Regions from separate parts of the Mus musculus genome. Here region 2 is linked to region 1. A link is a loop called in an ENCODE intact Hi-C map of the cell type or tissue named here. Cell type or tissue: heart. All regions are shown on one strand. Links, peaks and the distances in the headings refer to the core of each region. The heading gives the core; the rest is flanking DNA.

Evidence for each region. Peaks named below come from ENCODE experiments on the same cell type or tissue, not always from the same donor. Only the 100,000 strongest peaks of a DNase experiment are listed, where the experiment ranks them.
Region 2: it touches region 1 in a loop (2.2-fold over the local background); 10 of 42 quality-filtered maps call a loop at or near these places.

The regions. Positions count from the first base shown.
Region 1 is chr15:36,061,542-36,071,722 of GRCm38, reverse strand. The region is part of intron 14 of Rgs22 (regulator of G-protein signalling 22); the gene reads left to right. Among named protein-coding and RNA genes, the nearest start is that of Rgs22, 74 kb to the left of the region's middle. In heart, for the core only: a CTCF peak has its summit at 4,920; a DNase peak (open chromatin) is centred at 5,592.
Region 2 is chr15:35,916,507-35,926,687 of GRCm38, reverse strand. Vps13b (vacuolar protein sorting 13B) reads right to left here. Exons shown (of 62, transcript NM_177151.4): 58 at 9,471-9,641; 59 at 3,325-3,501; 60 at 1,282-1,384; 61 at 398-647. Among named protein-coding and RNA genes, the nearest start is that of Cox6c, 17 kb to the left of the region's middle. In heart, for the core only: no CTCF peak of the experiment used is centred there; no DNase peak of the experiment used is centred there; H3K27ac peaks cover 206 bases.

The DNA.
Region 1 (10,181 bases), core at 3,545-6,044:
ATCACAGCCAAGGAACCACAATCTTACGCTCACCTAACATCTGTACCACCCTCCAAGCAGAACCATTGTTCACTGAAACAGTTGATGAATGACTTCATGGATAGATCATCTTAATACATACACCATTTCTTAAATGAATGTGACCTGTTCCCTGCGGGCTGAGAATGACGACAATCACTCAAGTCAAATAGCTTTGAACATAGCAGGAAATCTGTATCCAAAAGTGGTGCCTACAATTCATTCCTTGGCACAGCAGAACTGTCAACTCTTAGCTTAGCTACTATGGAGGTAAAATCCTTTGGTGATGTGAGGGACATTCAAGTACAGCCTTATTACAATGAACTCCAATGTCCAAAAATTGTTCTTATTTTGGGTTTGTACCATAGTAAGAGCCAAGATTTTAAGCTCTACTAAAAACAAAACAAAACAAACAAACAAAAGACTATCTATTTATGTTCATTAAAAAAACTAATAGTGATATATTATTTTAAAACATCATACAGTTAATATATTTGGAGTTATTTAAAATTTATATTGAGAAAATGTATTTTCAGTATTGCTGTAGACAAGCATCTACATAAGACTGTTCAATTGATTGCTTTATATCAAACAACTTTTACAATACTCAATTTTATTTGTTATAATATTGTATACATTTTAAAGAATATGATAAAAAAAAGAAAGGTACAGCAGGTATTGAAGGGGGTCTCTGGAGGAGTTGGGGTACAAAAGGGAAAGAAGAATGTGATGTAAGTCTTCTATTTACTCAAAATATGTTTTTAAATGTTAACAAATTCAGAAAATTGAAATTATGTACCTTTTCTCATCATAATGCAATAAAACTTAAGTCAAAAAATAAATCTTTTAAAATATATTAGAAATGAGAGACCTATTTCATTTTCTGTAATTTTTGAGCCAAAAGCATCTCTCCTTTTAGTCTTATTTAATACAAAATAAATCTTTCTTTGATGGCAACCCCTTACTTAAAAAAACGGTTCTGTTCCACTTTGCTCGTATCAACACCTTCAGACTAAATATGAGGTCTTTCCAGTCTTTCAGCCACAGTGAGGCTCCATCTTGACAATGGGAAGTCCCATTCCTGGCAGTTCCCTCCACCCACTGACTTGACCACACTCCCTGTGTAAGAGACTGCTTCTGTCTCGCATCCCTACAATGGCGTCCCTTAGGAGGCCCAGTAACTAAGTTCAATCACCTGACTTTGGGGTTCAGAACACTGTCATCAACTTTGAGGGAGGAGATCAAGGTTGATGTTGTTTCTTTTCCTCCCTTTCTACCTTACTTTTGGAGTCAGGGCCTCTCACTGAGCTTGAAGACCCCAGCTTAACTCTCAGAAGCTGGCTGGCTGGCTGGCTACCCCAGTGCTGGCATTGTGGATGTGTACAGTCACAGTGGGCACTGGGATCTAAAGTCAGGTCTTGAAAGCCCCTGTGACAAGTGTCTCACCACAGACCCATCTTCCCAGGTGTATTGTGTTCCCAACAGCACAGAAGCTGAGCTGGCAGAAGTCAAAAGACCTACATTCATGCACCGGTGGCTTTAGTCTAGGAAGCCTTAGTTGTAATATGGTGCGGGATCTGCTCACAGACCAGGGCAGAAAGTGTTTACTGCTTTCCTTAATCCTGTGGGCCGATCCGCGACAGTGTGGATTGGTCAGGATAACCGTCCTGTCCTGAGGAATTCTCCCAGAGTTGATGTATTTGTCCCCCTAGCTGTTGCTGCTCTTGCTCTACAGGTGACCAAGACAAACTGAATAGCAATTAGGCCAGCAATTAAAAACATGATCCTTAGCCTAGAGACTTTTACTGAGATGCCTAACAAAGCGCACACAGCTGTGGACCCCAGACCTCTTCCTATCACGGTTGGAGAGCATTCTCTGCCTTTTCCATTTTTGAGGAAGCCAAAGAAAGGTTAGAGAAGAAAAAGTCCAGGCAGACCCTTTCCGGTAAAGCTTGTGTTGCCCTGGGAACATTTCCCAGTGACGTATGAGCTCACTTTAGCTTTACCCAAACCTTGGGTGTTACCATAAACTCATTTGGAGAAAAAAACGAAGGTGACATAAGAGGAGTGGTGTGGAGGAGTCTTCCTCCCCCATCCATCATCGTAACTGTTAACTCCTCTCGTCGATCTACACACTTCAGGGTGGTCCTGACATTTTCACAAAAGTGCTATGAGCTAAGAGCTTCTCTAGACAGGCGTGTGTTTCCAGGTGCACTGACAGAACTCATTGCTTCCTTATTGAGCAGCCGCATTGCCAAGCTGTGTTTCCTCAAAGATGAATGGACGCTGGTGAGGGGTGAGGTTGGATGTGAGGGATTGTGGGAACTCATGGGCCTCCTTATAGCTTTATGGTAAATTTCAGTGTCCTGATAGTGAGGTTTCTTGAGTGTTTGAATTACTCTTCAATTCTGTTGCCTTGGGCTTTTTTTGTTACAGAGAGATGGTGTCCCCAGTAGCAGACAGGCTTGCATTCCTAGGCACTGTGAATCACTGAGCAGTCAGCAGGGTTGTTTTGCATCCATTTCTGCTGCTTTGCTGGTGCAGTGGATTCAGGGTGAGCATGCACAGTGATGGGCTCTCTGCCTCACAGGCACTATCTAGTCACCACTGGGGTTTGTCCCAGCTGCCTGATGCAGCCTGAAGATTCTGCAGACATTATGCATAGAAAACAGTGAGCCTCAGAGAAATCCCCCTGACCCCTTATCCAGGAAAAGGCTGTACCTAGCTTTGTCTGGACCGTGGTTACCATTACATATGCCAGCTGTGTAATACTATCTCTTAGGTTCTATGGCAATAAATTTATATGCTGGTCTAATTCTTTTTTTTAAACAATTTTTATTAGATATTTTCTTCATTTACATTTCAAATGCTATCCCAAAAGTCTCCTATACCCTCCCCTCACCCTGCTCCCCAACCCACCCACTCCTGCTTTCTGGCCCTGGTATTCCCCTGTACTGGGGCATATAATCTTTGCAAGACCAAGTATCACTCCTCCCAATGATGGCCGATTAGGCCATCTTCTGCTACATATGCAGCTAGAGACATGAGCTCAGGGGATACTGGTTAGTTCATATTGTTGTTCTTCCTATAGGGTTGCAGACCCCTTCAGCTCCTTGGGTACTTTCTCTAGCTCCCTCCATTGGGGGCTCTGTGTTCCATCCAATAGATGACTGTGAGCATCTACTTTTGTATTTGCCAGGCACTGGCATAGTCTCACAAGAGACAGCTATATCAGGGTCATGTCAGCAAAATCTTGCTGGCATATGCAATAGTGTCTGGGTTTGGTGATTGTTTATAGGATGGGTCCCCGGGTGGGGCAGTCTCTGAATGGTCCTTCCTTCCGTTTCAGTTCTGAACTTTGTCTCTGTAGTAAAATGGGGTATTTTGTTCCCCATTCTAAGGAGGGATGAAGTATCCACACTTTGGTCTTCCTTCTTCTTGAGTTTCATGTGTTTTGCAAATTGTATCTTGGGTATTCTAGGTTTCTAGACTAATTAATATCCACTTATCAGTGAGTACATATTTAATGACTTCTTTTGTGATTGAGTTACCTCACTCAGGATAATATCCTCCAGATACATCCATTTGCCTTAGAATTTCATAAATTCATTGTTTTTAATAGCTGAGTAGTACTCCATTGTGTAAATGTATCACATTTTTTGTATCCATTCCTATGTTGAGGGACATCTGGGTCCTTTCCAGCTTCTGGCTATTATAAACAAGGCTGCTATGAACATAGTGGAGCATGTGTCCTTATTACCAGTTAGAACACCTTCTGGGTATATGCCCAGGAGAGGTATTGCTGGATCCTCCGGTAGTACTATGTCCAATTTTCTGAGGAACCGCCAGACTGATTTCCAGAGTGGTTGTACCAGCTTGCAATCCCACCAGCAATGGAGGAGTGTTCGATTTTCTCCACATGCTCGACAGCATCTTCTGTCACCTGAATTTTTGATCTTAGCCATTCTGACTGGTGTGAGGTGGAATCTCAGGGCTGTTTTGATTTGCATTTCCCTGATTAAGGAGCTGGTCTAATTCTTAATAAACCTGAGAGGGAGGTATTTTTGTTACCCCCTCCCACCCCAATCCTGTAGTTTAGAAAACACTTTCCCATGGGCATTTTCTAGCCGTCCTTGGAATTAGAATTGAGTGCTACAACTCTAGACCTGAACTGCGAGCTGCCATTTTATTACCAATTTCCCTTCACATGTGTCTATTACCTTGCTTAATCTTTCACTTTAATATTTTGAAATATCCTTGTGAGCATTACAGGTTAATTGTCACCCTGGACCTTTCCCCTTCAGACCTGTGAGTCTGTGTGGATAATCCTTGTGCTCATGTATATTCAGGACTGGAAGTGGCTTGTGTTAATGAATGAGGTGACCCACTGGCAATGCTTGGATTCTCAGTAACATGCTGAATGTGTAGTCACAGTTACAGTATTCTTCTACAGTGGTCACTGACAACTCTTCTGTTTGGCTGTGAAGCGGCTTACTGACTCCTTAGACCCATCTTACCAATCACCCCCAGCCTGGCTTTCCAGACACGATGACTTGGAGTTTATACTCCAAGTCTGATTTTAGTATGTTCCTCAGGAACAATAGTGAAATCTCCTCCCCTCTTCTTACCTCACTCAAATAACGGAAGTCACGGAAGCAGACCTTGACTGTTCCCAGCTCACCAGCCTGAGATGGCCGGTCCTTACTCAGCCTGACGTATTTACTGGAGAGAATATTTGTAGGGTAAAGAGCTAACTTGTGCTCTTTGCTTGTGCTCTTCAGTGGCAGGCAGGTGACCTGCTGTCTGCATGCTTGCCTTTCATGCAGTGACAGTGACAGGGCTAATGGTGCCTTTTGTTGCAACACCAGCTGGCCTGATGACTGTCGTTCTCATCAGAGCCACTTGGAGGCCAGCTTTACTAAGATGTGGCTGCATCCTAGTGAGACAAGTCTTGACTTTTAAACCAAAAGAGTAACTAGAATCTTGTTCCTGTTGAATTGTTGTTCACTGATTTCTTTATTTTCAGAGGTTAAATATTTCATTTAAATAAATGCTGATTTTGTTAAATTTTTTAAATAAAATATTAGATGATAAAATCCGTGGGCAATTTAGATTGCTTTTGACTGTTTGATAGGATTTTTTTAAGCTCTTTGTCTATTTACTCCACGGTATACTTGATTAATTGGTTTTGCTCAAAATGTCTTAAGCAATGGCTGAAGTCAGTCTTGAAACTCCCAATTAATTTTTTCCCTTGAGTTTATGGTTTGTTTCTGGCTTTTTTTTTTTTTAAGCATGTTCTGATTTCTTCCTCTGATTTTTCATTTTTTCAAAACAAATTTGAGCAAGTATTCCTCTGTTACTGGATTAGCATTCTCTGGAGGTTTTTTTTTTTTTTTTTTTGCTCCGAGTTCTCATTAATCAGGGCTGAGTCGAGGCCAGGAACCAGCGGCTGATTGTCTTCACATTGTCTGTCTTTTGGCAATCCCACCTCATGCTGATCTCAGCCTGGGTGCAGTTGCAATTCCTAGATCCCAGTCTTCGGGATTCCTAGCTGAATAGTGCAAGGTTCTTCACACTCGAGTCCATCTGTGCAAAGCTTCCTCTGTAATTCGTTGTCTGGCGCTGCTCTCAGTAATGTTTTTGAGCTCCTATTGGGATGTGAGAAGTCATTAAAACCATCATTTTTTCCTCCTTTTGCAGAATAAAAAGGTTGGGTTGCTTGGTGTTTTCTTTCTCTGCCTCATATGAACTCAGGTCACAAGGTTCTGAGCCTGCTAGAGCTGTGAGTGGTTGTAAAAACACACTTCTCTTTTTGCCAAATTTTATGATCTCTGAAAGTGCCTGGTATTGAGGTATTCATATCTGTGTTATAAACACTCCAAGAGCTCCCTTTGCCTTTAGCTTTGGGGAACAGTTTGATCCCAGTGTTCTATATAAATTCCAAGAGCAGAGAGTGACTGAGCACAGTTGAGAGGTTCCTGTGTTCCTCTGCCACTGGCCCTCAAGCTCAGCCATTGTTCAGCTGTCACAGCTGAGCACACAGCCACTTGCTGTGCTGAAGGTGATCTGTGAAGAGTTGGTTCCGAGGCAGGACAGGCTCTGAGTTAAGACCCAACAATATGAATTTTATTTCTCTTCATGCTTTGCTGCTTCCTTTTTATACATTCTCAGGAGGACAAATGGACAAGTTCTCTCTTGCTGCATCCTTACCTCTTCTGACTCATCTACCAGGCTGAAGTAAAGTCAGCGTTTGAAGTTTAACTCTGCCCTTGTCTGGGCACTGTTCAGAATGAGAAGAGACCAATGTAAAGACGCTCTTATTAGCTCTTCTCCGGATTCTTCTCCGGATGGCTTTACTCCGATCAAAGTACTAAGAGGAACTGTATTATGGTCCACATTTTCAAAACTGGGGATAAATTAAACAGTCTGTAAGGAACGTGTTATAAATTGGCATGTGATGGTGGGATGTGGTGTATTCTAGCTATGTGGCTTTACCCCCAGAAAGTGTTAGAACTAGGTGATGTCATCTACTGCTCACCCCCAGTCCTGTTTTCTGTCTTTTAGTCCTGGTACAAAAAGAGAACTATCGTGCTTTTGTGTGAGTGAATGCTTAGCACCCAACAGTCCTGGCAGGAGGGTAGCCTGCACTCATGCCTGAGGGTAAAAACTCAGCTTAGGTGGTTTCCAGCTCCTGATATGACCAGGCGGGCGTGCACAGCAGCACACCACCATACCCTGGTTCCACCAGATAGTACACAGGCAAATGGCATCACAGCTGTGAATGGTAGTGAGAGTTATTGGGAGCACTGAGTTTTAAGTGTTCACTATCTTCAATTTTAATATAATTTCTATAATTAAAAGGTTATATAATTTAACTTTTGATAATGACTAAATTTAATAATTCACAAAAATTTCCAAAAGTTTTTGTTTTGCTCCCATGAGCTGGGCCAAGCCAGCATACCATTCTCCTGATGGAGGGAGAGAGGACAGAGAAGGCTCATCCTGATCCTTTTTTTTTTTTTTTTTTTTTTTTTTTGGGTTTTCGAGACAGGGTTTCTCTGTATAGCCCTGGCTGTCCTGGAACTCACTCTGTAGACCAGGCTGTCCTCGAACTCCGAAATCCGCCTGCCTCTGCCTCCCAAGTACTGGGATTAAAGGCGTGCGCCACCACGCCCAGCGATCCTCTCCATTTTAAGTTCCCTTAACACTAGAGCTGGAAACCCTGACTCTCCACCTTCAGAATTTCACCTTCATTTTGGAAACTGTTTAGTGGCCCCTTGTTTGTACCTCTCAAAGATGGTACCTAACCTTTGCTCCATGATTAGCAAGTCCCCCATAGTTTGCTTACTATAAACTTTAAAGGGAGTTGATTAAAACCAAAAACATCAAAGCAGTGAGATGGCTCAGCAGTTAAGAACACTGGCTGCTCTCTCAGTTCTGAGTTCAATTCCCAGCAACCACATAGTGATCATCTTTAAAGGGATCTGATGGCCTCTTCTAGCACATAGGTGTGCATACAGACAGAGCACTCCTATATTTAAGAAAATACATAAATAAATATGTTAAAAACAACAAGATACTTGGCAAGCAGACTTTATACATTTGTACCCCAGAGATTTTCCTTCTTTTTTCTTTACATGACGTGGCCACAGGTGCCCTGCCCCCTCCTGTCTGGGGCCCGGCAGGATCTGCTGACACTCAAGCACAGGGGAGTGTAGCTGTAGGAGGTGGCAACTGCAGACAGGCTTTTATTTCTGTAACTCCTTTGCTAGGCATCTTGGGAAACTCCTAGAAGATTGTGAAAGACACATGTCAAACTACCTCCTGCTGACCTTATGAGCTTTAAAAAAAAGGACCTCTTGGTGATACTGCTCACTGAAATGTAAGTGGTCTCTCCTGACCTCTGTGTTACTTTGCCCAATGATGTTGACAATCTGCTGGTTATTGGGTTTTAAATCAGCACACTACGTGTTTATGGGCATATTGGGATTTGATATGGGCACCCCTAATGCAATGAGCAAGGCAGGCTAATTAGCATGCCCATCATTCTGCACAGCCATCATTTCTTTGTGTTGATAACATCAAAGGAAAATCTATGCTAGTGTCCTCTATGTCTGCCTGCCCATCTCCTCTGCCAGATGTCCTGTGAGCTGGTGTTACAGTCTCATGGCATGTGGGTTTGGAAATATCTTCCAGTTTTAAAGTTTTCTATCTCTCTCTCTCACTTCAGTCCCAAGCTGGCAGTGACAGTCAAACATCATGCAATGCAGGCAGTCTTATTAAGACACACACACCGAAGCCTAGAGTACCTCAGAAGGAAGCATGTGAGACCTATCCACTAACACAAAGGACAGCTGGGGGCGGGGGGTGGGGGTGGGGGACAGGGACTTAGCATGTGTGGTGCCCGGTTTGCTAGTGTTCTTGACTCTGCCTTTTAAGGCTGAAACACATCTGCCAGGCGGCGGCAGCTCCTCAGGCTCCTCCCCAGCACTGCTTGCCTTGAGCACACGAGAATGCTTTGCTCCACACTTCATCCGTGTACACGCCTAGAACTGGAATCTCACTCCACAGAGTCATCAGCTAGTATTTGGTAGAAAGAAAAATCCAACTAGCCCAGCTATGGGATGTCACTGTTTCTTTGCTCTTTACCTTGTTTTTACAAACAAAAGGACACATTCCGAAAGCCTGGCACACTCATCTCTCAGGTCTGCTTATGTAGGCTTGCTAGGATAATGAGAGCACAGCATGGTGAAGGTGAGTCTGTGTAGTATGGTGTTTTGTAAAGGAGGGGGGCATCCACTAAACCAAGACCATACTCGTCTTCTCTGAATTAGAAGAGAGAAGCATTCCTGATTACATGCAGTGGAGGCTGTTTATACTCAAACTCAAGGCTAAGGTACATAGTGAATGATACAAATGCAGACTGTTTTGCATTTAATAATTTAGTTAACTATCAACCAGTTCACAGAACACACCATGAAACAATGGTAACAAAGTATGATGTGTGAATCACAAGTTTATTGAGAAAGAACAAATCTAAAGGTTGACTTTTAACTTGGAACATGAGGAATGAAAAACACCATGGGGAACAATGTATAAATAAATAAAACTTTCATAGTTAAAACAGGTAAAGAAAGAAAAATATCAGCAGGCCATTAACAAGTACAATTTTCTTTATTTGGGTCTCATTGAGAACCTGTATTACCTTGATCTACTCAGTACACTATAATGTATAACATGTATTGAATCTATTTTCTTGGTGTTGGGAATCAAATCCAGGGCCTTATACATGGCAGGCAATCGCTATACACAGAGATGTTTATTAACTCTCAACATGACTTTTAAAATTATTAATTGATGATACTTTAATCTAGCATGCAAAATAGCATAGGCCTGGAAAATACCAAGTTCGTTGGCAAGTGTCCTAATTTATTTGTGGGAATTGTTTGCTTGTCTCTCAGGTACTGCCCTGCAGGTAGAGAATATAAAATATTGTCTCTAAGGACAAGCTGGGATTTCCTTAAGGAAGCAAAAATGAAAGCTTTCCCCATATGATGCCAAATTAAGTAATGTGTATTAAAATGATTTAAATGGGTACAGTGGGTGTGTGCCTCGTCAGTCAGTTCTCAGAGAACAGAGGCAGGAGGGTTGTAGAATCAAGGCCAGCCTGGGCTACACAGTGAGATATTTTCTTTATCACCCCCAAAGTTAAATATTATTTCCATTTAATGCCCATTAAAAAGCAAAGGACTTATCAGAACTTTCTTCTTCCATGCCTTTCTCATTGGTTTTGGTCTTGGTTTCTTTGAGTTCATTTGCTGGTCCCCCTCCCCCCTCTTCAGCTCTTCTTCCTGTCTCCTGGTACCCACCCTACATCCTTTTCTCTTACTTGTCCTGTTAGCAGTGAAATAGTCTTCTTAAGAGTTTGGTTCAACAAGAAAATGAACTCCCAGAATTTCCTGGCTGTAAAAATTTGCGTTTTTTGTTTTGTTTTGTTTTTTGAGCGAGGCCTTTTGCCCCCCTCCCAGTTGATACACTTGCCAGGAATATGAGTCACAGGTGCAGGTGTAGAGGGATCTGGGCAGACCACAGCATGTATTTCCTGATTATATAACCTTTGAGTGTCTCCAAGAGAGATGGAGCTAAGAGCTGTGTTGTATCCA
Region 2 (10,181 bases), core at 2,883-5,382, 140 kb after region 1:
GACAGGGTTTCTCTGTGTAGCCTTGGCTGTCCTGGAACTCACTCTGTAGACCAGGCTGGCCTCGAATTCAGAGATCCGCCTGCCTCTGCCTCCCAAGTGCTGGGACTAAAGGCGTGCGCCACCATGCCCGACATCTACCACCATCTTATTTCTAGTTCCTCACCCCTATGACAAATGAGTCATATTTCACAGAGAGACTCTCAGCCTGAGGCGAGTTCCTCTGACCATCTATTTGGTTTTTCTCTAAAGGGTTCAAAGCACTGCCTTCTACTCTACCTCAACTCCTTCACAATCCTTCCTGTCTCTCCTGGTCTCCTAGATGTCTAAGCACCAGTGATGAGGCTACATCTCAACTTCCTAAAAGCTAGCCCCAGTCATCCTGTTTTTGGAACTGTACCTCCACATCAGAGGCTACTCTTGGTTGCTTGAGCTGCACAGTGAGTAGGTTGTTTTGCTTGGTGTCCTGTGCACAGCTGATCTCTGTGATGGGGAAGGCTTGTTGTTGTGTGTCTTCACTGATGCTTACAACAAAGAGTACTTCTGATGTCAGCAGCAAGCACCCTTCATGCTCTTGGCCTGAACCCCTCACCAGAACCACATCCAAGGCCATGTGGACTTCTGGTCTACCCAAAGACTGAAGCATTTTCCTGTTTAAAAGGAAGAAGAGGTCAAGAGCAAGCCAGAAAGACCTTCACAACAGCTTTCACTGTTTATCAATGATTGGCGTATCCTCCACCCCCCCACCCAAAACCAAAAAACCAGCCATTCCCCATGGGCAAAGTAGACTGTTAACTTTAGCTTAGTATTTCTGTATTTGCTATAACTGGCTAAAAAAAAAAATTGGCAATTTTCAAGTTGGTTCTGGTCAAGTTGATTCTTGCTTCTGGAGAGAAGATTTCCTATGCTTCATTTAGCTATATTCTTCCCATGAGAAATGATACCCCAGTTAGAACTCTGGCTACCAGGGGGTCTTGATCCTTGCTTCAGGCCCAGATTTAAACAATGTGTATCCTTAAGACCAAGTAGAGGAGATGATTTTGTTTGGTCTTTGTTGCCCAAGCTGGCCTTGAACTGAAAATCTGCCTCTTAAGTGGTTCAACCATGACCAGCCCACAGAGCAGAGTTCTCTATCTAGGTTTAACCTGGAAAGAGCAGCCTTTCCCTGGAAATACCAGTGTCAAAAACAGCTGGTCCTTTGGTCTCCCCTGGACACATGTCCAAAGCCAGGGTCTGTCAGCAAACAGTGTAATATAAACTGAGCAAGTGGCTGAAGGATTTTACCAGACATATTTGACGTGGCTGTTTGGAGCCTGGTCAGCATATAGATGTGTTGGTTGGCACCGTTGTTTGGGAAGCTGAGAAAGTCCAGCTCCATGTAAAATACCTGCGGTGAGAAGCAAAAGAGGTTGACTACTTATTTTTTGGAAAACAGTTCTATGCTACAGCATGTTCTATCATAAGGCATTACAGATTCAAAACGAGGCCAATCTTTGGACGTAAGTGTAAACAACTGAGTCGCTAGGCTGATCTTGCCTTAGATGTACTTAACACTTAGAGCAGCAGTTTTGACCCTTTCACACAGATCGCCTAAGGCCATTGGAAAATGCAGATACTTACAACTCAAAACAGTAGCAAAATTATAGTTATGAAGTAGCAATGAATATAATTTTATGGTTGGGGGTCAGCACAACAGGAGGAACTGTATTAAACGCAGGGTCACAGCGTTAAGAAGGTTGAGAACCACTGGTCATGAATAGTATCTTCCATGCCATTTAAAACCTAGGTGTTTAAAAAGTATTACTTGACTTTGCTGCTTAATACAATATTTCTATCTCTGACATGAGTGTCTAAAAAACAAAAAGCCAGCTACGTACAAAGGCACATGGTTTGCCTAGATATAGTATTTAAATTTAAATGACTTAATCCAGCTGTTAAACAAGATTCTGTATACATTTATGAGTGCTCTTGGGACCTCTGGTTTATTACATGCTTTCTCTGGTGCCAGTACCAAGTGAGGGCACCCAGCAGCAGCCACATAAGCCTCCAAAGAGACTCTCCAGAACCAAAGATGGTACAGCATGTGTGCTTTCTGAGGGCTTGTAAATGTTTATAAACGAGGCATAGTCATTAGGCTAAGAGTTAGTGGTTTGTAAAACCTTCAGTGTGGTAATAAAAGTTTTACAAGAGTGATGGAAACCAAAAAGGCCATGTGAAGCTCTGCTCTGAGACGCTCTTACATAAGGCTGAGTTCCTAAGCCCTGGGAGCATGCTAAGAGACAATGGCATTTCTAAAACCCAGGCAACTTATGAAGTAGAGCTTTACTTCATTTGAGTTTGCAACAAAAAGAACACTTTTTTCTTAATAAGTAAGGGAGAGTTTAACTTTTCCACCTCTGAGATGTAGTAGTTTGTATTATCAGTTTCCCTGTGACTGAACCTGCCATCCACAGAAGATGGAAGTGGAGAGGTGAACAAAAGCATGGCTGTCAGTGTGGTCTCTCAAAGGATGCCCTGGATGTGTGCCCTGATGAGGCTCTTGTCAGGACTGAGGAGCACGATGCCTGCAATGATATGACCCGTTGATTGCCTGGCCAGATGTGCTCTCTGACAAGTGGGTGGCCCTTCCTGTGGTCTGAGATGTCAGCTAGCTCGTCTCTTGCCTGGATACATCAAGTTTTAAGTAGAAAGATAATTCTAATCACATGTTTACTGCAAGGTACTTTAATGTGCTCTGCTGAGAGTGCAGAAAGAAAGCAAGGGAAGACACAAGTACATTTGGGGGAATGTCCTGAAACTCTACAGCAAACCCCAGGTCTCCCAGCATCTGCTTGGGAAAAGGGATTTTAGCTGCACACTATGTGCCTTTACGCCCATTGGCCAGAAGACTTAGAACTGGAAGATGCAGCTGATCCCAAAGATGAGCGTGCATGCCTTCTCCTTCTCTCCACAGATGTCCTTCTGACTTAGGAAGGTCTGTCCACCCCAATTTATCCCAGAAGAGAGTAATCATCCTTTTCTGTTACCATGCTGTTTGGAATTTCTAACTTGTTATTTTTATTAACAAAATAAATAAATATTTTAAATTAAAATCTATTAATTGCACTGTAAAAAACTGGCATGGAATATCTGAAATTACTCATTGATGTTACTGCTTGGTAGTGTTCATACTCTGTAAGTAAACACTGGGATACAGAAAAGTGAGCTATTGTTTATTCATTTGCTGTCTCACCTTGTGCCCATGTGAAAGGCTAGATTCAGAGGACCCAAGTAGGAATGCACATTATTGAGTTGGCCTGATTGTTTATTTTTCTTAAACCTACTCACCGTAGCCAGTCTGTGACACAAGTTCTGCAGCTCCCCCAATGGGTTTGGTGAATACCCCCATGATTCCTTTCCCCACGCCTGAGATGACACCTTTGGCCTTATGTCCTGCTGAAGCCTGGGTCTCAGATGTTTTCTGAAAGTTCTGCATTGGCTGATCAACTATCCCAGCAATTGCACCTGAAATAACAAAAGCGTTCAGTGAGGACAGAGCTTAGATACTCTTAGTCTGGAGCTCAGTTTGCCCTAGAGTGAAATGACTCTCTACCCTCCTTAGGCGGTCTTATTTACTTATAATCTAAGTACGCTGAGGGACAGCTATACTAGAGGGTTCCTCATAAACAATGCTGAGATTGGGTTTGGTTCACAAGCTAGGACCTAGACGTTCGAGACTATTCCAGAGTGTTACCCGTGCGCTTTTCTGCAGAAAGAAGGGCACAGGTTTGGGAGAGAGCATTGTCATGAGAGCCTGCATAGCCTAATAGACTTGACTGTGTGGGTGTGGAGAAGGGTACCTGTGGAGGTGCTTTCCTCTAGTGCTTCCTGCCTTACTTCCTTGAGACAGGGAGTCCATAGCTTCTGAAGCTTGTGGTTTGGGCTAGGCTGGTGGGCCAATGAGCGCCCAGGATCTATCTGCTTGTCCCTCCCCTTTGTTGGGCTATAGTTAGTAGCTATGCCCTGCTATTTTACAGGGCTACTGGGGATTTCAACTGAGGTCCTTAGGATTCCACGGCAGGCACTCCTATTCACTGACCTAGTTCTCTTCTCCCAACTTAAAACAATTATTTTCTAATAATTCAACATTATCACTGCTAATATTTAATGAAAGTAATTATTGACAGATTATTTTTGTTATGGCTTGCCTATTAAGTGTTTATGAACTGAGCATTGTACAAAGGCCTCCATCCATGTGAGGTCATTTAATCCTTACAATCCTATTAGTAAGGCCAAGAGGTTGAGGGATTTTCCCAAGGCCGCACAACTATTGAGTGGCTGGGCCGGGATTTGAGTCCAAGGAGTTTGAGTTATTTGCTTATGCAGTTTATCAAACAGGTTCCTTGCTAATATTGAAAAAACAGTATTTCTGACTTGATTTGAGGTTTGGCTGTACTCTTGACTTCAGAGTAGCCAGGACACCACTGCCTGCCTCACACACTGCTGTGCTGATTTACCATTGGAGTGAACTGAAGGCAGGTTACAAATGAAAGGCGTCCCTCTGCCACCCATTCATTGTCTAACTTCAGGGGTTATTGAAAAGGTCAGGAAAGGGCTTGTGGGTCCTGACTTCACCACACAGCAGAGGGCTCCTCAACTCAGCAGAGATTGTATTTATAATTCCTGACAGCTCCTTGTTTTCAGACTGACCCTGGCAGGAATAATGCAAATGTACAACCCCTTGGTAGAGATTTTAGTGCATGTCAAATCCCATTATTCCAAATGGCACCAATTCAAAGTCTCTGGGGGTAAAAGGAGATTTCCAGGTCTCCGTTAATGACCTGCTAATTTCAAGCAACACTTCATTGAGCAAAATACACTGAAATAAAAGACTAGTTCCTTCAGATCATATCCAAGGGCATGGCTTTTCACAGGTTGCAGCCACTTGGTTTTTAACAGAGACATTTAAGTTTATGAATTGGCAGATTAGGAATTTGCCAGAGGCGACAGCCTAGGGTAATACTACCCCAGCCTAAAGAAGTGATGGACTGAGGGAGACAACAGCTTCCAGTGGCCCAGTGTGTCTGTGCTCCTAAGCACAGTGTCACGCAGGAGTGCTAGAAAGCAGCCTAGGCAACTGGGCTGTCAGTGGTTGAGAAGAATCCTTCAGCTGAAGGATGGCGGGCTTGTCTGCTCTCCACTTGAACGAGCAACAAGCCCTGGGCTTGGAGTCTTTGTTTCGCAGTGGTTTGTGGAGTGTTTCTGAGTCATTACAGAGGCAAGGGTAGCTTTGACTTCCCGGTCCTTATGTCTGCACCTAAGAGCTCAGGTAAGTAATTGGAAGTACAGCAAATTGTTGCCAATGTTTCTGCTGGGAAGCCCTTTTCCAAGTGTGGCTTTCATGATAGCTGCTATTGACTTGGGTTGGGGGTAGGTGTCTGCCTCATTTAGGATCTTCCTCCATTTCCCTATCATGTGTCAGACCTAACCTATGTAAGGAACATGCCCTTTATAGATGATAATACCCACATGGGGTGCTCGCTTCTGTCCCCTTTAGTGTAAAGAGGTACCTCAGTGAAACTCCCTTGATTTCTGCCTTTTTGTATTTACTGAAGGCTCCAATTGCAGTGGCTTTGATAGACGCACTACTGGGACAGCCAGAAAAGACTCACTCTAAGACAAAGTGGTATATCCTGCCTGTTAGAGAAGGATTCGTCAGGTCACTTGCCTCCAGTCCAGTCCCAGACTACAATGGTACCAGCCACCCTCAGACAGCTCACTGACCACCAGGTGCCATGGGCTCCTGCTTTGTACTAATAATAGTATTGAGAACAGAGGCTCTGAAGATGAACAGCAATCCCATCGTCTGTAAATCTGGCTGGAGGGAGGCAGCTTCTCAGGGCTTTAGGAGGCCAAGTCCCATAACTGTTAAATTACTTACTGTCATGCTCTCTACTCTAAGGCTTTGGGTAGTGGAAACCGATCTCAAGAACTGTCTGTTGGCAACGGGCCTGTGGAGTAGGTGGCCACACGGAGAGTGCTATAATGTGATGAAGTGAGTGGAGGAGGCAGGAGGGCACTGTGGGTGGGGCACACACTGTGGACTGAGCCAGGCCTGAGTGGGGCCTCGCAGCGGTTTCCATGCTCTAAGCTGTGGGAGGCCTGTCCTGAAGAAACAAGGAACTACTGAGTGCTTTCTTCTCCTCTTCTGACTTGCCCTGGAATCAAGGGCACTTGCTACTAATCTATTTTGATGGCAGCTTATCACACAATGCAGGCTTGTTGCTTTTGTTGTTGTTCACAGTAGTGGTATAGGTTTAAGCTAGGACACCATGCTGCTGGGGTATCTACAAGTGAGACCTGCACAGTGCTTGGGGCCAGCTTTTCTTGTCAGAGCAGATAATCAAACCAGGAAGCAATTAAACTTGAATCTGTCAATCTGCAAGTCCCAAATAAAAACCCAACTTCTGGTAGCAGGTTTGATGTCCAAGGGACTCCACAAGTGTACCTCCTCGTTTGCTCTTGATCTAACTAGTATAGGCCTGTTCTGTTGGGATTCTGAAAGCTCCAGCTCCTCCCCTTCCTCCTGGTGTGAAAAATAGAGGTGGACTCAGCACAACAGCATCAGTTCAGCTGGGCAGCAGTTCCCTTGGTGGGTGGAAGAGCCAGGGCTTAGGGGACCGTGGCAGAACTGGGACATGGAGGTAGCCGTCTTTTCCCAGGTAGGCTCTAGGGCACAGAAGTGTGTGTGGCATTCGGGGAAGTGAGGTGGATCTGGCATGTGTAAGCAAAGCCTGTGCCAATTCTGCAGGCCCACAGTTTCCAAACATAAATTAAAGCGCGTGCAAAAGCCCTGGTGGCCTCACAGACTTGGAGCCACATAGCTTGAAGTAGCTACAGAAGTCTTTGGGCTTTCAAGTGCTTCATAACACTCGTGTCCCCAACAGGGCAAAAAGGGGGCGCATTTAGGGGAAACGCATTTCTCCTGCCCTTGGAACTCTCAGTTGTTTACTGTCCTGTTCTGATTGTTTCTAGGTGGGGAGCCCTGAGAGAAGGTGGTATAAAGGTTCTTGCTGGGTAGCCACTAAAATTTAACACCAATACTGTTAATATGGAGAATAAAAAAGGAGGTAAAGTGTTTGGTCAACCAAAGACATGCTATAAATAAATTCTCATTAACAGAGTGCTTATCTAAAGAAAAATCTGTGCAGCTAGAACTGCAGTCCTCACTGTGGGCTTCAATTATTATATAACAACCTCAGTAAGGCACTGAGTTACATGTGGCAATTTTAAATACTTTCTGGGGACCAATTTGAAATGGTGACATTGAAACTTGCTTGTTTCTCTTCTTCCTGGCACACATCTGGTATGTTGGGACCAGGCATTATAGGACAGCTTGTATATTCTGTGACATAGACAGGCTCTTGAACCCTTGGAGGAAAGGAAGTCACTTTACCCCAGCTGGAGCCATTCATTGTAAACTCTGAAAAGTCCAGAAATGTTGGCAGCTCTGGAGGGAGTAGGTATTAGTCTGGATTGGGTCCCGGGGGCCCAAGATGGCTAGTATTAGGGCAACTGAGAGTAGGAGTAGGGAAGACGTTTACCTGGGAGTAGGAGAGGCAGACAGCACATGAAACTATTGCCGTCCTCAGCCCAGTGGAGGTTAGTCAGTAAGACATCACGAAAGCTTTCTACCAGAGGAAGTTAGACAGTGGCCAGAGCTTTTCCTTCTGGGAAGAGTATGGAATCTTGGGGCCAAAAGGGAGTCAGGACAAGGATGGAGACAGCCTGTGACAGTCAGCTCAGATCTCTTAGATAGGTGAAGAAAGCAATCATTTCCAAAGGAAAGGACATTTAAGGCAACAATTTTAGCTTAAAATAATCCAAAGTCTCCAAATAACAAGCTTGTGCCCCCCAAGATAACTTTATTATTATTGATAACTACTTCTGGACAGAGTATCTTCATTGGACTAAACTTCCCCAAGAATGTGCCTGTGGTTGCTCAAATGCTACTCTTGAGTCAGGACAATGTTTAGTCTCTATGATTGCAGAATATAGCACTAATTAGTTTCGACTCTGTGTGTGCCCTGTGGCCCCTACCTGTTCATTGTTTCTAACAACTGTATTATCAGCTCCAGTTTATAAACAAATCCAGGATTAAAGAAGTTAAACACTTACCTAAGGTCACAAAGAATGGACTTGGGAAAAAAAAGAAAGAAAAACACCGAGCGTGGTGGCGCACACCTTTAATCCCAGCACTCGGGAGGCAGAGGCAGGTGGATCTCTGAGTTCGAGGCCAGCCTGGTCTACAAAGTGAGTTCCAGGGCAGCCAGGGCTACACAGAGAAACCCTGTCTCAAAAAACAAAAACAACAACAACAACAACAAAAAACAAACAAAGAAAGGACTTGGATAACCTATCTTGGAGTCCAGGGCCCTGAGGGACACAGTCTACCCACTGCCACACCGTCCTCCCCAAAGCAAGCAAGGGGACTGCTGGTTTACCTACTGGCCCCACTTTCCACTCATTATCAAATGACATACCCCACACCACAAACTGTTAGTGCTTAACTAGTCTCTGGCAAGTCAACCTGCACTTGTAACATTGTACCACTTCCTCCCACAGAGAAGTTCCTCTGTGCTGGTGAGGCTCTGCACTGCACAGACACCAGAACAAGGGAGGAGGAAACCTTTCAGGCTCATCTCTTCCACTCTGGCCTCTACACTTCCACGGTCACTTTGATCTCTACACTACATACTCCCTCAGATGCTAGAAAGGCAGGGTGCCAAGCAGTATAGTTTTAAATTCCTTTGAAAGCAAATAAACAAAAACACCCTTGAAAAATCCTGCTCTGTAAATTTCTAACTCTGAAGTTTTCTTTTTATAGATTTTCCCAAAGCAACTTATTTTCAAACACTTGATCCTTTGCAATACCCATGGAAATCTTCCCCTCTAACTATACCACCGGGCTGCTTGACAAACAATAATTGCTTGGAGATGGGCTGATCTGAAATAAAGAAATCCAAGGGGGTGGGGGAAGGAAGCTGGCTCCTGACTACAGTTTACACAGCACGTGCACACTGCTCAAGTGCTGCTCAAACAAAGCAAGCAGCCATGCTAAGGGGAAGTAGATGCTTTCCCAAGGTTGCTGGGAACTCACTTCTCAAAGTGCTTAGGGGTGTCCTGTGCCCTCGTCCTTTGCTTTGGAGATTGTATACCAAGACCCATGTTAAGTAGGGAAGATGGAGCACAGGTATTGTGTCTGGTAATCTCCTCCCCAGGCAGTCCTGAGGTAGCCCTGCTAAGGAGCAGCACCACACTGTAGAACTGCTCCTGCCCTAGTGCTCCTCAGATGCACTGCCAGGGACTGTTCCTTCATAGCTCAGTTCTATTTATGAAAGGTCGCGAACTCCACAACCACTCCCACGAGAAGCCACGTGGCCATCCCTGGAGCTTCCAAAGCTGAATGCAGACAGGAGTATCGAGTCTCTTACCGAGCAGGCTGATGCCCAGTCTGGACAGGCCCTGTCGCAGTCCTTCACCTAGGCTCTCAGGGAGCTGCCGCCGCCACTCCTCCTGCCGGTTGTAGTGCTCCTCGTCCAGCGAGAGCCGGCCCATATTCCGGGCCAGGCTGGTGGCCAAGTTGGTGATGGATGTCAAGGCACCTGCGGGCACAAGAGCATGGGCTGGTTCCCTTCAGGTGGCAGCCAGGGTTTGTGAGGTGGGATGAGAAGACATGCCAGCAGCACTGAGTGGCTAAGACCTTTGCACCTTGCCAATAATTTCTCAAGACTTGGGGGAAAGATTTTTGAAGTCCTCTATGGATCCAGTTTTAAGAGATTAAAGTCCGACCGCTGACTACATGCCTAGCCTACCTATGTTTCTGAGCTCATTTTACAGGTTATGTTTAAGGTTATACTCCTTAGTCCCAGGTAGATTGTCAAGAAATGTTTCCACTTTACAACTTGTGAATTCACTGTTCCCTTTTCTTCCTCTGGTCTCTTTTTTGTTTGTTTTTTCAAGACAGGGTTTCTCTGTATAGTCCTGGCTGTCCTGGAACTCACTTTGTAGACCAGGCTGGCCTTGAACTCAGAAATCCGCCTGCCTCTGCCTCCCAAGTACTGAGATTAAAGGCGTGTGTCACCACGCCCGGCCCTCCTCTGCTCTCTTATACAGGCTTACATCAGCTTTGAACTTGTGATCTT